2 separate regions of the Mus musculus genome follow, and region 1 is linked to region 2. Evidence: chromatin loops called from intact Hi-C (ENCODE). Cell type or tissue: heart. All regions are shown on one strand.

What was found. A loop is a pair of places that touch in the nucleus more often than their neighbours do. Peaks named below come from ENCODE experiments on the same cell type or tissue, not always from the same donor. Only the 100,000 strongest peaks of a DNase experiment are listed, where the experiment ranks them.
Region 1: a loop joins it to region 2, with 2.7 times the contacts of the local background. A loop is called at or near these places in 3 of 42 quality-filtered maps.

What each region holds. Positions count from the first base shown.
Region 1 is chr9:30,777,446-30,785,445 of GRCm38, reverse strand. Gm31013 (a long non-coding RNA gene) reads left to right here and starts at 3,491. Exons shown (of 2, transcript XR_870607.1): 1 at 3,491-3,547. In heart, no CTCF peak of the experiment used is centred here; a DNase peak (open chromatin) is centred at 3,985; H3K27ac peaks cover 412 bases.
Region 2 is chr9:30,893,363-30,901,362 of GRCm38, reverse strand. It overlaps Adamts15 (a disintegrin-like and metallopeptidase (reprolysin type) with thrombospondin type 1 motif, 15), which reads left to right. Exons shown (of 8, transcript NM_001024139.1): 8 at 1-2,208. Among named protein-coding and RNA genes, the nearest start is that of Gm31140, 17 kb to the right of the region's middle. In heart, no CTCF peak of the experiment used is centred here; DNase peaks (open chromatin) are centred at 4,452 and 5,532.

The DNA.
Region 1 (8,000 bases), 120 kb after region 2:
TCTTGTAGATATATTGATATTCAATAATTTCCAACATTGTGGAAAGACATTGACATATTAGCCTATCGTTCTCACATAGTACAGTGATGAAAATCCCCTTTCCTTTTTCTACGGATACTTTCATAGATGCTGTAAAAGAAATGGCAGGTACTATATAGAATGAATATTTGTGGACCTGTGATCGTAACTTCCCCCATAGACATTTACTTAGCACCCTATGCTACTGGGGGCTACAAGCAACATAGGCCATGTAAAGGACACATGTTAACTAAGGGACTGAACCTTTCACTCTTCCCTGCCACCCACACGATTCAGATAGCTTGAATGTAAATGAATACCATGCACTTATCATTAACTACAAGGTGTGGGACCTCGACATTCTCTATGAAACTTGTAAAAGGACACCAACTGCCTTGTGAGTCTGATCTCTTTTCAAATGCCCCACCATAGATTCTGTATATGGTCAATAAGTTTCTGGGACCCCACAATCTGAGACCTTAAAATAACACCGAGTAGGGATATAGACAAGATAGTAGAGAGGAAGTGACAAGTGACACTACGGGATAGTAAGGGCACTACAGTGTCAAAGGTAATGCCAGAAACAGAGTTGACCAACTGCCCTTGGGGCGGGGGGGGGGGACCCAGCTTTTATGATTTCTTAGGGTATTTTATTTGCTGCTCTTAACTTAGGCTACCATTTCCCATAACTCTATACTCATTAAGTCTTTCATTCCTCCAAATGTTTTTGAGCCCTATGGAAGATCTTTCATCATCCCTTACCAATCAATGTGGGACTTCAGGTGTCTTCTTAGGGTCTGCTTCCCTGAACTCCTCCTTGCTAGAATTGTTGGAGGGAATCGAGGTGAAATCTGAACAGCTTGGTTATTGAAAAGAAAAGAAGCTGATTGTCTGGGAGGGTGTTGAAAAGTCAGCAAGATCTGAAATAGGAGGGCGATCAAAGTGTCTTGGGAAGAGAGAAGGCAGACCTGTGCACACAGAAGCTAGTGGCTCTAGGGAGAAGACAACCACTCACTGTAATGGCAACAAAGGGCCTCTTTTGTCCATTCAGGCACAGGCCTCAAGGGGTGAACAGTCTTGGCCCTAGGAGTGGCCAGGGGTGACTCTAGGCTCAGGCTCTGGCTCCCAAAGGGACTTCAGAGAACTAGAATTAACATCAGACTTGAAGTGAGGACTCATGGTGTTAGAAGACAGGGTGGAGGTGGGGTAGGGGGTGGGAGGGAGGTGATGCTGAAGAAGACCCCCCTGCAGTCTCTGCATACAGTTAACAGTTGTAACAATGTCATCCCATGGAATCCCATTGTCTATTTTAATTCCAAAAGTCTTACTGTAAATTAGATTTTTTTAGGGCAAAAAAACCTGGGCTTTGGTAACCCCAACAAGCTAGGGTCAGCCACTCTTCTCAATATGCCAATGAAAGAGATAACTGCTCATGAGAAGCAGAGGAGGGAGATCGCTCAGTGTGGCCCCACTGGGAAAAGGAACAGGTAAAGGGATCTAATAATCCTACGTTTGTCTTCAGGCTACGGATAAAGACTTAGGTCTAAATAGAGGAAGAACTGGGGCAGTGGGCAAGAGGTTAAGTAGTCTGGTCAAGTTGTGCTCCTGCTCATTACGGTCTCAGCTCCTGCAGAGTTGTCTGCTAAATTGTGACTCACAGTCAGAGGAGACCAGGTTGGTTTCTACAAGATGATCTGCTCCAAGGTGAAGTTGCTCATTCCAGATAAATTGCTCACATCTTGGGAATGTTCTATCTTCTGGGCTCACTGGTACTTGGTGGTAGTCTCAGTCCCATGTTGCATCAAATATGCATCTCATTGTTTCTGGAATTCATGGTGACTCAAGAAGAAAGGGTAAAGACAATAACGTATGATTATTTGGTTTTTGTTTGTTTGTTTGTTTTGTTTTGTTTTTCTTTCTTTTCTTTTTTTTGCCTTGGGATGGGGTGGGCAGGGGCAGAATGAGTTAGGCTAAGTGAACACACACTGGGCCAGTGATGAACATGCCCACATAGAGGCAAGTAGGAGTCTAAGCCAAAGTAAAGAATGCAGACACAAAATGCAGGAAGAGATGCTAGGCCTGTATCAAGCTTTTATAGTCAGTCCTTGTGGGACCATGTGAGGAGCCTGTGTTCTCTAGAAAAGCCGCTTCTAACTATCTGTTATTACTACCAACTACACTCTTAGGTCAGTGGGACAGATGCATCCAACACATGGACCAATCACTAGATCGTCTATACCTGTTCTAGGAAGTGTTCTCAAGTGCAGACAGAGCATGATGATTCTCCTCACTTAAGTCTCAAGTTTGGGACCTGGGAAGATGGCTTGGTGGTTAAGAGCATTGGCTGCTCTTCCACAGGGTCCAGTTTCATTCTCAGCACTCAGATGGCTGCTCTCTGTAATGTACATAAGAATTTCTACAGGTTTTAAATCACCTCTAGATGATATATAATGCCCAACATGACAATAAGCATGTAGAAACCACTTTTACTAACAAGCAGGGACTCCTTACTTAGGTCCATGTAGCTAACAGCAGGATGAAAGTCTGTAAGATGTCTTCATTTCATGTCTGTCTCCTTTGCTTCATGTCATGTCTGTCACTCAAGTCATGTCTTCCTAACATATGTCTAATACCTTTTCTAGGCTGCAGGCACAGAGGTATATTATTGTCCTAAGCCTGGGGTCATCTTGAATTCTAAAAAAGAACAAAGCCTCTGAGAATAATTATTGATGATACACATCTACTCCCCAGATTAAAAGCAATCTCCTAGTAAAACCCAATTGGTTGATACTCTGAAGTGGGCTTCTTCAGACAACCACAAAGAGCAGGAACTAAGACAATGATCAACCAGTCTAGTCTCAGCCAGAACAGCATAGTGATGCAAACCTTCTGGGTTTTGCCTCAGTTCTGCCTCTATTGAAAGCTGAAGCTCATGTCAGTTCCCTTCAGTCAAACTGCAGGGTGGGGGTGAATGGGTTAATTAAATCTCCTCTGTCTGCTTTTTATCATCACTTTTTATTGTATTTGGATGGGAAGCTGAACCTAGCCTGTTGGAGCAGCTAGACATAGGGCTTCTGCCTGGAAGAGTTCCTGTTGCAATATGATATAAATATTAAATAAAGAGGGTTATACTATATGGTTTTAGGACTAATTGGAAAAATCTGCACTGTCCTGCACAGGTACAATTTCTTTCCCAAACATTTTCAATCAGTGGTTGGTTGAAACCTCAGATGAAGAACCAGTAGATATAGAGCCTTGACTTGATAAACATGGAGACTTGACTAGCTTCATGGGTAGAGTATAAGAGACTCTGAAAAGAAACATGATCACTAAGCACAAGTCAATTAGCTTCCCACTCACCTTCCAAAATGCTTTATCAAGTGTCTCCTAGCTACCCGATACAGTTTCTAAAGTTAGAATGGTTTGGGGAGGCATAGTGGTGTTCCAGAGACCTTGTTATGCTACTTTTAGTCAGTGACTAGGTAAATCACTGAATTTCTGTGGACCTTTTCCTTCATCTGTCATGAAGGTATGTTTCCTTTGAAGTTTTACTAGATTATGGTGCATTTCTGGCAGAGAAGACATATACCTACTGAAATTTATTATTTGGATCTGCAAATGAGACCAATTAGAGTTTATAACTTGGTGTTTGACTCTCACTGTTGTCTCATAGCTGTTTCCTACATGGGATTCTGGAAAGAGAGAGTGTATATCTGAAAGACATGGGATCCTCCCAATGATGGTGGTAGCATTGTCACGCATGGAGATGATAGTTTTAGTGGTCAGGTTTTCCTTCACGCTGCCTTGTACCTGGACACCAGGGATAGACATACCTTTAAAGTTTAGTCAGTTCTATGTGGTTAGGAAAGTCATGTCCCCACAAGAGTCAGTGGTGACTTATGCAAATTTCAAGTTGAGTCAGGAATAGAACCTAAGTGCCCTGGATTCCTGCCCCATACCTAATGATAACATCCCGCTATGTTCCCTGTATCTGGGCTTGGCCGTGTCTAGAGGCAAGAGGCCTTGGTGAGCTTACTTGGTTGCTCTGGTTTGAAGAACAGAGGGATGTTAGCCTTCCATGGGGAGGCTTCACAGGCTGAGTTCCTCAGAGGCCAGTGGTGAGTACAAGTTCCTCCCTGAGACCTCAGTGAGCACTGAGATTTGAGAAGGCTCTACAGGCTTGAGAAGAAAGAGACACTGAAGCACTGAAGGGGAGGGGCAGAGAGATTTATGAGTAGACCCTAAATGAGCTTACAGGCCTCATCATAGCACCAGGAACGTTGTGGGGTGAACTTTCTTCAAGTATTTAAGAGACATGAGTGCCAGAGCACTCAATGATTGAACCTGGGTGGAGGGGAGAAGAGGGGGAGTCTTACTCAAAACCATGGAGGCAGGGCCTTCTCCTCAGGACCCGTGTCTGTTTGGGCAAGGCCCAGGGCTTTAGGACCAATAGAATCTGAGATGCAGATCACATGGGCTAGAGAAATTGGCTCAGATCACTTTTCCTGTGAATTGGCAGGGACAAAAGGGAAATAAGAACAACATGAGTAGAAGACCTGTCCTTCTTGCTTATTTGATTCTTGCAATGTTATGGGGAGCAGTGCTAACCACCTCAGTGTTGATTTGTTACGTGTTCTTGAACCCCTCCTTTAACACCTCCGTGTTGATTAAGTGTGTCTACCACAATCCAGGTTAGCTTGTCTCAAACTCACATGGCACACACTGTCATTATGTTTTTTCATTGTCTAGCATCTTGAAAGGCCACTGTTACAGTCTGAACCTGCAATGTCCCACGGGTTAGACCCTTGCTTCCCATCTGGTGGCTCTCTCTTAGAAGATTATGGAAAACTCTTTGGAGGTTAGGTCTCTGGAGGAAAATGGTCTCAGGTGTGCCTTTGAAAGTTAGACACCAAGACTCTTTCTCATTCTTTGCTTCTTTCTTATCCATCACAGATGAACAGTTTCCTCTTCCACATGCCCCTGCTGCCCCCTATCCGATTAGCACATAGAACCATACTGCCTTAGACTGAATTAGCTGAATCCATAGGCAAAGAGAGATCCTTCCTCCTTTAATTTGTTTTGTGAGATATTTTGTGACAATTGTTAAAGCAATTGATGTTTATTGTACGCTTAATCATCTCGGTCACTCTATGCTGTTCTACAGTAGATAATTTTAACCTCTGTGTAAATCTATACACAGAATTTCTCACTTGGTGGTTCATGTGTGGCTGGCAGGCATGCCCCAAATTACATCCTAAAGAGTATCAGGGCCGAAGGGATATGCCCTGTTTCCTTTGCAGCTCCCAGGGTACATTGCAAGCCCTATGTGATCTCAACATTTGGGTTTAATTAAAAAAGCAAGAACATCAGAAGCAAAATGAAAAGCACATGACCAAACAAGCAAAAATGTGCGACATATGTGTAAAAGAATGGCATCCCGAGCACAGAAAAACAACGGATGTTGCAATAGAAATGGAGAAAAACAGTGAGTTCACAAAAGTTACATGTTTAGAAGACTCACAATGATCACAATTGTATGATAAAAATGAAGTACAATTAAGCTAGCAAAAAAAAAAGACAACTGGTTTAGTGAGCATAAAGGAAGATAAGCACCTCTAACCTTGTTGGCTTTAAATATGTATACATTTAAATATATATATGATATTTATATATTTGGGGATTTTATTCATGAGTGTTGTAGTCACATGATTTCCACCTCTTTCTCCCTCAAATCCCTCTTACATCACTCTCATGCCTTCTCCAAACAATGGCCTCTCCTTTAATTAGTATTTTCACAGTCAGCTCTCCTGCTGAGTCCATTGGTCAGAGGTGTCTTAGAGACTCCTCAAACAATATCGGCTATCACCCTAGGCCTTCATTGCCTCCCAGAATTTGAGTGTATGATTCTTTTGCTGAAGACATTACATACTTCAGGCATGGGGCTTCAGTGTTTGAGTTCAGATCCACAGCTAGTCAAAATGCAGAGAACAAGTGACCATAGGCAACCCAACCCCAATTGGTATATTCACAATGTAACCCCTACACCAAAGGGCCAGGGAACACTATGCAAAATGTGGTAGAAGTGGAAAGACTGTAAGAGGCAGTGGACTAGGGCACGTGCTGCTAGATAGTGTCTTCTAGACACGAGAGGGATGCTATACCATGACATTTCAACAATATGTTTGAGTGGACATGGCATGCACGATGATTGTGTCACTCCACATGCCAATGTAGATGGGGGAAATGACACAAGACACCACCTCTAAAGGGACCACTACAGGCAATCAATGACTGCCTAGGGAAGGAGAATAAGTTTTCTTCAGGGATGAACCTGCCAACAGTTATTCAATCTCAAGTGGTCAGCCTTAAATACAGGCAAAGATGACCTGCTGACTTTAAAAAAGACCATATAAAAAACTTTCCTTCCTTCCTTCCTTCCTTCCTTCCTTCCTTCCTTCCTTCCTTCCTTCCTTCCTTCCTTCCTTCCTTCCTCCCTCTGTCCCTCCCTCCCTCCGACCTCCCTCGGTCCCTTCCTTCTTCCCTCTGTCCCTTCCTCCCTTTCAGTATAGGGTTTCATGGATGCTATTCAAATGTTCTAACCATTAAATATATTTCCAGCTATGCCCATTTTCAAGGTTGTACTAAAAATGAAAAATTTCCCTTTGTGAATCATTTAACATAATATGCTGCTGCTAGCTGCTTCATACAGAATATCAACACTTATTTTATGACCATACATTTGTGTTATTCTGATTTTAGATTATTCCTTTAGGGTCAAATTTTATTAACATTTGTTATTTATTATATGTTATATGATCCATACTCAAATCATCCCCCACACTCAACATAGTATTAATAATAATAATTTCAAATTAACCTGGTTTCTGTAGGTCAGTAATTTAGGCAGGCCACACAGATAGCTTCATCCAGAACACTAGACTAGAGTCACCTAAAGACTAACTCTCAAAGCTAGCACTGAGGCTTGGTTGATCTGTTAGCTAGAGTTCCATTGGTATGGGCTTTCTTCCAATATGGAGAATGAAATCTAATGGTAAGGTGAGAAGGGTACTGTTGCTTTAACAAATTACCACAAGTATAGTGGCTTTAGTCTGGACCACTTACTCATACATTAATAATAATAATAATAAAATCCTAAAGAACTGGGTGGATCTGACAAAGCACAACTCATCTCGTAGGAGCTGGTTCCAAGTATGTCCTAACTTGGTGTCTCATGCCCTAGCCTGTCTCCACACAGACTTAATATTTCCAGAACTCTTTCTATGCCAGATCCTAACACTAGAATCACAGAGGCTTTCATCCTGACTTTCCACTGGGGTTTGTAAAAAATGCCTGGGTTGTATCTTTCCCAACATTGACACTGACCAGCACCCTAGGGCGTGCCAGATCAAATGGCCTGAGTTCCGTGGTGCTGTGGCACTATTGTTCTGTGTGTACTTACTGTCCTACTGTGGACCCCTCTAGGGCATAGTGACTTCCCATATTATCTACTACAATCATTCCTTGTTGTCTGCAGGCTGCAGACCCATGTATTTAACCAAGCACAGATCATTATCTTTATAGTTAGGCCTATGTTAGTTGACTGTTACTGATCATGGATATGTTTTTCTTGTGACCATTTTCTAAACAATATAGTTTGTTAAGGCTTGAAAAATATTGCTCATAGTATGTGTTGGCTATAAGCAAAAGCTCACCTTTTAGGTGAGGGAACTGAACTTCTGTGGTTTTGGGAATCATGGAGGGTCTTGGAATCAACCCTCCCCCACAGGAGTTACACTCTAGTTATTGGCCTAGCAATGAGGAGACATGGTAGAGTCAGTTTCTGCTACCCTCCTGGGTACAGAGACTACATATAAGAAGTAGTTTACTTAAATTATTTTAAAATTTGGACTGATCAATTCTTTCTTGGGCCCATCTTTTAAAAATTACAGTATCATATGCAGCTGGGAAAAAAACCCTTAAAT
Region 2 (8,000 bases):
ATGCTTCGAAGGCAGCCAGAGAAACTACAGGGACCACTTGTTGATCAAGAGAGAGCAAATATGACGAACAGATGCTTGCCACGTCAAAGGGGAGATGATTTGGTGGCTGAAGCAGAGAACACAAAAGCTCTAGAGGGTTCTGCTCTCAGTAGGGTTAGGATGAGTAGGTATGGAGCTGTGGGGTCTGGCCTGGAAGAATGTCATCCTGGGATAGCGAAAAGGAGTTCTGACACTTTGGTCATCTAGAAAGGAACATGTAAGAGAGGCTGATGATGAAGATCATGCACTGCCCTAGGGACCTTCCAAAGTGACCATAGCCCTGTACCCACTGAGGGGAAGTGGTTGTGCCTGGGAGGGTGAGGTGCTGAGAACCCACATGCTGGCAAGTCAGCCTTCTACTCTGGCAGCTCCTGCTGTCTCCTGTGGGCATGCTACATTATGTCTCCCGGCCTTCAGTTCTCTGGTAGGTAAACGGGCTTCATTGTTTGCTACCTCAGATCATGCTCTCTAGGACAGAAGTAACCTGGTGCTCTCACCCGTCTCAGCAGGATGTGCTCAGCCACGGAAATAAGTCTGTGCGTGGCTTTCCTGATCCCATAGCCTGGCTATCAGCTGGGGCTCTAAATACAAAGACAGAGTCGGGTAGGGTATCTTCTTCCTCAGGTTCCTTGGGATCATGTTTTAGAAACACTTAAGAATCAGTACCCTGACCTTGGGACACTGGAGACCCATCTGTCATTCTTGTAGACATGGCAGTCAAAAAGAAATCCAGGTGTTTCTTATAGCAGGGTAATTCTTGAAGACTTGGAAGCTCCAATGTATATAGGACATCTCCAAAGACTCGGCAGTACATCCAGGACCTCAGCGGAGGACTAGATGGAGACAAGACCAAAACCCTTGTCTTCACTGTGGAGGAGGGGGGTCTTTGTCAGTCCTTTTACATGTTCCCTAGTAGTCAGAATCCACAGACCAGCTTAGCCCCTAGAGCAGTGGTTCTCAGCCTCCTAATGCTGCAACCTATAATATGGTTCCTCATGTTGTGGTGACCCCCAACCATAAAAGTATTTTCATTGCTACTTCATAACTAATTTTTCTACCGTTGTGAATCATACTGTAAATTTCTATGTTTTCCAATGGTCTTAAGCAACCCCTATGAAAGGGTAGATTGACCTCCAAAGGTACCGCTACCCACAGGCTGAGAACGACTACTCTAGACTGTTATTCTAACCCTGGTCTGTCTCTGGGCTGTAGACCTAGAACAGAACTCCTACAGTGGGTGAAGGGCATGCGACCCTCTGAGACTAGGATGCCATCACTGGCGAAGGACATCGTACTTCGGATTTATAGCGACAAAATGAGTACGTCAGAGTTGTAGTGACAAAAGGTCCCCAGGGCCTGAGGCTGAAGGGGAGCCTTGCTTGCTGATGAGAACATGGTGCCCTGTGCTTGGGGCATTCTGTCCCTGTGAAGAGAGGCACTGCTGGGCTGAGTGGAAAGGGTCGAGGTACAGGCAGGTGGGCAGTGAGGTGCTCTCACTAAGGTGACTGGCCTCTAACAGCATTGCTGTCAGCTGTTTTACAAGTCATTTCAAGGAGGGATGGCCACTCTTGTTCCTGACTCATGCCAGGTATCCACACTCTTTTTCCTGTCACAATAGTTTTTATTTTTGTTTTAAAATTTCTTCTTTTGAAAAGAACTATGACGAAGACAACTTGGGAAGTTTGTCTTGCTTTTGAACATTTTCTGTCAACCCGTGCTGAGCAGAGGTGAGGTGGAGGCACAGGTTTCTAATGATGGAATAAAAAGTCAAAGTGATGTCTCACACTTATGGAGAAGGACGTTCTGGGGGCTCCAGGAGTATCTTCATTGGGTTATGGACCAGTAAGACTTTGGGTTAGGGATCCCCTAGTCTCTTCTGCCTATTGTGTGCACTGATTGGAGGGTTTAGACCAATCCCTCCTCTTATGGAGCTCATCATGTTAGGGAGGAGGCTGGAAGGAGCCCAGCGTGGAAGTCGGCTCCTGGAGACTCTAGATACTGTTGCTAGAGCCTCTTCCCCTTTGGGCTTGCTTCTTTTGCATTTCGTGTACTGCAGAAGGATGAGAGGGTCTGGCGACTGGCTGAGTGTGTATACTGTGTATACATGGGAGCTGGCTGCTGAGGTGACAGCGACCTCCTCCTAATAAAGTAGGATATATTTAAAACTTGCATCTTGTGTCTGTCTCTGTATCTCATCCATGGGCACATTCTTCATGCTGTGGTGGGGTGTCGGGGACAACAGGGTCAATGGTAGCGTCATCCCACTGCATGAAATCTCAGATGATGAGGAGGTAGAGCCTAGGCCAAAAAGCAAAGGGGCAGTGTCCTGGAAATCTGCATGGGTGAAGAAGAAAGCCAACCAGTGCTAACGAAGAGACCCTGGTCCCAGTGTTTGTGAGTGGTGGATAGTATAACAAGTCATGAGTCTTACAGAAGAGGAGTTCAGGTCCAGGCTGGGGTCTTAGAGAGGACCTCTTGGTCTGTATTTGGTGGGTGGGGGATGAGTCACGAGGACAGGCCAGCATAGTCCACTATAGAGGACTTTCTGCTACTCACCTTAGGGAAAACCTTGTTTCCTAAGGAAAAGATTCATTGTATTGGCAGAATATCTACCTTTTCCTAGTTCCATGTTGGGTTGACAATTTCAGCAAATATGCAGGCCTTGGCTAGGTCTCAAACAACAAACAAACAAACAAACAAACAAACAATCCCCCCAAAACATTCAGAAACCTGAGGTCCTTTCTTAGGACCTCATTTTCTATGTAGAAAGTGAGAAGCATCGTTTGAATCATCCTTGATGGGGCCCTGAAATCCAGCGGTCTTTTGGCCTGTAGGCACAGCTGTAGTTGAGACATTGGTGACTATCTTATTTTAGTTTGGAATCACAAGTAGATGGTGTGATGGCTATTCCTGGTTGTCAACTTGACTACATCTGGAATGAGCTACAATCCAGAAATGGGAGGCATACCTGTGATCCAGAACTTGAGGTTGGAAGACACAGACTTTTCACCTGGATCTCGACATGGGATGACACACACTTTTAATCCAGATCTTGAGGCATAGTGGCTATGAAAAGTTCAGGCTCAGCCAAGGTTGTACATGCCGTTGGTCCCAGGAGACTGAGGCAAGCAGGTATAAGTTCAAGGCCAACCTGGGACAAAGCAAATTCCAAATCCAGGGTGGTGGTATATACCTTTAATCTGGGCCACACCTTCTGCTGGAGGCGTACATAAGGACAATGGAAGAAGGAAGGCTCACTTTTTTTTTCTTTTTTTTTTTTTTGCTTGCTTGTACTTACTTGCCAGCACATCTGTTGGAACCTACCTCTTCAGGTTTCTAGCTTATACAGAAGACCAGCTGAAACAACTGGCCTTGTGGGACTGAGCAACTGCTAGATCCTTGGACTTCCCATTCACAGCTTCCCATTGTTGGGTTAGTTGGACTGCAGACTATAAGTCATTACAATAAATTCCCTTAATATACAGACATTCCTTGCGTTCTGTGACTCTAGAGAACTCTGACTATTAAAATGGCTTTGTCTCTTTGACTTTCTGGCTGAGCAAGGCCATGGGGACTAATTTCTCTGTAAGCTGGACAGCCCCTTCTGGACAACTGATGAGGAGGACAGACAGGAGATTTGCACAAAGCTTCAGCACTTAGGGGTTCTGGGAAAGGGCAGAAGAACCTACAAGACTCTATGGGCTACCAGGGGCCTGGGAAGGACATTGAGGGGTTTGGGTCAATGCCTAAGCTTAATTGATTCCTGTAATAACTTCATACTGTGATAACTTTATAATATTACCCATGACATGGTTATCTTCTTGGGGGTAGTTTTTGTTTGCCCTCTGGTTTCCATTGCAGCAATTGCTAGTAGGACTTATCTAAGGTAAAGTTCATGTGAACTGGTTTTGGGGGTGGGGTGGGGTGTCAGCAATGGAGGAAACAGAAGAGGTTTGGTTCTGCTGTGCAACCAGGCCTGGAGTCTCAGGAGAACGGCCAAGGTAACATCGAGTCAAGTGGCCATGTAAGCTGCCTTCAGGAATGGACAAGCCTGCTGTGTGTTTTTCTAAGCTTTCTAGTGAAGGAAGGAGCAGTGTCCTAACTTTTCTGGCTTTTAATGAAGGGTAAGAACAGTTTGCTTTGTGATGCTTCTGTAGGAAGAAAGTACATCTTTATCCTAGTGAGGAGGGGTGTGTGTGTGTGTGTGTGTGTGTGTGTGTGCGCGCTTGTGTGTGTGTAGAAGCTGGGATAGTTTTGCAGAAGAGTTTTGACTCTCTGAGCTAAGCTCTGCATGCATGCCTAGTGAGTCCTGGCAGGCCTCCAGCAGGCTGAGCTGGCAGAGCCAAGGGCATCGTGCATGACCCTAGAGTCTTTCCATTGATCCTTGGCTTGTACCCAGCCCTCCCTGGGTGAGTCAGCCTTCAAGCTGCAATCCTGGCAACAAACCCCTTTGGGCCTGTCAGATGCCACCGTGTCACCTCCCAAGCCACATAGCTCTGAGGAGGTTATAATGAAATGTTCACGGATCCCAAGCAGGATAGGCTGCTAAGCTGAGCCCTGCATAGAGCAAACTCATTTCTCACCCTGTCTGCCCACCCCAGGCCCTGGGTGATTTGCCCCACCCAGATCTTCCTCTGGAGCCTTAGTGGGAAGCCCTTTCATTGTCTTGTTCTGGGCTATGGTCAGTAATGCAGATCAAGTTCTAAGAATGGACAGAAATGTGGTAAAGAAGATAGGAGGCATTCCCAAAGGAAGAATCAGAACAGTTTGCCTCCATCCTAAAAAGAGCTGTTTGGGAAGAAAGGAAAAAATGAGAAGGAGACGGTCAGATACGGGAATCTAAAAACACAAAACAAACAAAACAACAAACAAAAACAACGAAAAATTGTACTTTGGGAAACATGGACTGAAGATAGTCCCGGTGAACAGTGGGGGCCTGGTGATATCAGAGATATATCTTAAATCCTGTTTTTGCTTCCCTGTCCCCTTCCCACCCTGCTACAGCCCATACAAAACTATAGGGCCTTGGACCCTCAGTCCTTGACTCTGACCAATTATTTTGATGAACCAGGGCCCTGAATCTGTAGTCACCACAGGAAGACCTTTCTCACAGAGAGTCAGCAAACATGGCAGGTTTGCTGATGAAAGGGCAGCCTTTGGGTGTCCCAGAGAAGTGTGGTCAGGGTACTAATCTCTTGGAGTGCCCTCTTTTGGTGAGGTGTGCCAGGTGGGCAGGGGTGGGGGTGGACTGGGGCGTCGGAGGGGCTTCCTTCCAGCTGCCCATCAGTGTTCTTTAGTTGTCTGTCTCTTAAAGAGGCAGGGAGTCATTTATGCAACCCATTGCCTTGCCCTGAAGAGTTTCTTATAGGGAGCATGTTCCTGAGACCAGCCTCTGTGGTTCCCGAAGCGCCCATCAACACACCCTGGACTTGCCCAGGATTCCTGTAATGTCCCCTCCTAGGAAACCTATTCTCTTAATTGCTTTCTTGGCATGACTCCCAGTGGTGCTGCTGCTGCCATTTCAGGGTTGGGATTTGGCACATGGAAACCTCTTTGCCACCAAATGAACCTTGACTCAGAGAAGTTCAGAAACCTGGGATAGTCTGAGCGACTGTGAGTGACAAAGGATGAGAAAAGTGTAAGAAGTAAATCAAACTCTGGGCACAGAGTCCCTTATTTCTCCAGAAACATCTAGAACCATTGCCACCTTCCTTGAGATATACAGAAGGTACAAAGAATAATAAACTAAAACCTAGGTACCAACCACACAGTACAAAATATAAAAAACACTATTGGGTGTGTTGTGTGCCCCCGTAATCCTACCAATCAGGAGGCTGGGGTAGGAAGATTATGAACTCGATGCTAGCCAGCATTACATAGTGAGATCCTGTCTCAAAAAAAAGTTCATAATTCAACAACTCCGTCAATCAGTTAGTCAGGAAGTAGTTAAAACCTCCACAGATGCCTCGATGTGTGCCCTTCTCCTGTCACAGGCAAGTGTTAGCTCCATTTTGGTGTTTATCCCTTCCTGGTGCAGGTATGTATTCCTAAGCAGTGGGTATCCTGCCTTGCACACTTCAAGCCTGCGGATAGACAGGGTAGCATGTTACATGCTATTCCTTCCAAATCACTTTCTTTTCTTTCCGTGTTTGTGAGAGCCATTTGTGTGGACACAGTTGAGTGGAGTGCAGTGTCCCTATGGTCTGATATATTTTCTCAGTGTGTGAATATGAATGCGGATGTGTAGGTTGTCTCGAGTAGTTCACTGCATAATTCTGTTGTGAACATTCTTGTACATGCTCTCCAGTGTACAGACCCTGTGAGTTTTGTAGAAATGGTGTTTCTGGACCATGGACTATGTGTACCTTCAACTATTGCTAGCTATTTCTAAATAAGGCTATTTCTTTAAAAGGCTAAAATAATTAAAAAAAAAGCATATCAACATATTCACCTTCTCCTTCAAACCCACCTTCTCCTGTCATCCAGGCTTCCAGGACATATACAACACACTCAATTTAAGAGTGGGGTGAGGAGAGAGTTGAATAAGGAACATTTTAGGGTGCCTAGGTGAATAGTTTGCTTAGTCAGTAAAATGCAAATTGTAAAAACATGAAGAACTGACTCTAATCTTCAAAACCTACATTTATTTTTAAAAATATAGGCTTGGTAGCACATGCTTGCAACCCCAGAGCTGGGGTGGCAGAGATAGGCAGGTCCCTGGGGTTCTCTGGCCAGCCAGAGAGTTTCTAGATACTGAGAGACCGTGTCTCAACAAAACAAAACAAAAACCAAGTAAACAACCAAAAATTCCAGGGTGATGTCTCTTGAGAAATGGCACCCGAGGTTGACCTCTGGCTTCTCCATACACATGCACACATATGTGCACCAACACAAACATATACTGACATACATATGTACACAGACACACAGACACACAGACAGAAACACACAGACACAGTGTGTGTGTGTGTGTGTGTGTGTGTGTGTGTGTGTGTGTGTGTGTGTGTGTGTGAGAGAGAGAGAGAGAGAGAGAGAGAGAGAGAGAGAGAACAACTGGCAGAAATGCAGGCAGGAGATAAGAACCCCCGCGAGCTATCTCATGATAGCAGTCTAGGTTGGTAAGTGAGTAAGCAGTAGCCCTGGAGGTGAAGGGATAGATGCTATGAACAGGCATTATGACCAAAGCAACTCATGTAAGGACAACATTTAATAGGGGCTGCCTTACAGGTTCAGAGGTTCAGTCCATCATCATCAAGGTGGGAGCATGGCAGCATTCAGGCAAGCATGGTCCAGGAGGAGCTGAGAGTTCTACATCTTTATCTGAAGACTGCTAGGAGAAGAGTAGCTTCCAGGTAGCTAGGATGAGGGTCTTAAAGCCTATGTCCTCAGTGACACACCTACTCCAAGAATGCCATGCCTACTCTAACAAGGCCACCTCTAATGGTGCCACTCCCTAGACCAAGCATGTACAAACCATCATAGTTAGAGATGTCTCTTTGATAGGGCTTCCAGACCGGAGCTGTGTTAGTCCTTTTTACACTATTATAACAAAATATTGGAGCATGGACAACTTATGAAGAAAACAAGATTATTTTGTTTGTAGTTTTGGAGGCTGAGATTGAAAGAGCCTGTATTGGCTTTGGTGATAGTCCCCCTGGCTACATTACATCATGACAGATGACATCATGGTGGTGAACACACGAGAAAGTTCAAATGGCAAGATAAGATAGGAAGCCAGATAATGGAGAGGGACCACTAAACTAACCAGAAGAATTATGCTGACTTTTTTTGAGTTTGGTGCCCTCAAGGACCATGCACCAGGCTCCACCCTTAAAGACCTCACCATTTTTCACATAACCACATTAGGACACATGGTTCCTACACATGGACCGTGGAGGACCTGTTCAAGCTGGAGCAGAAATTGAGGCTTTGGGTTATGAGACATAGCTTCAGGAAACTTA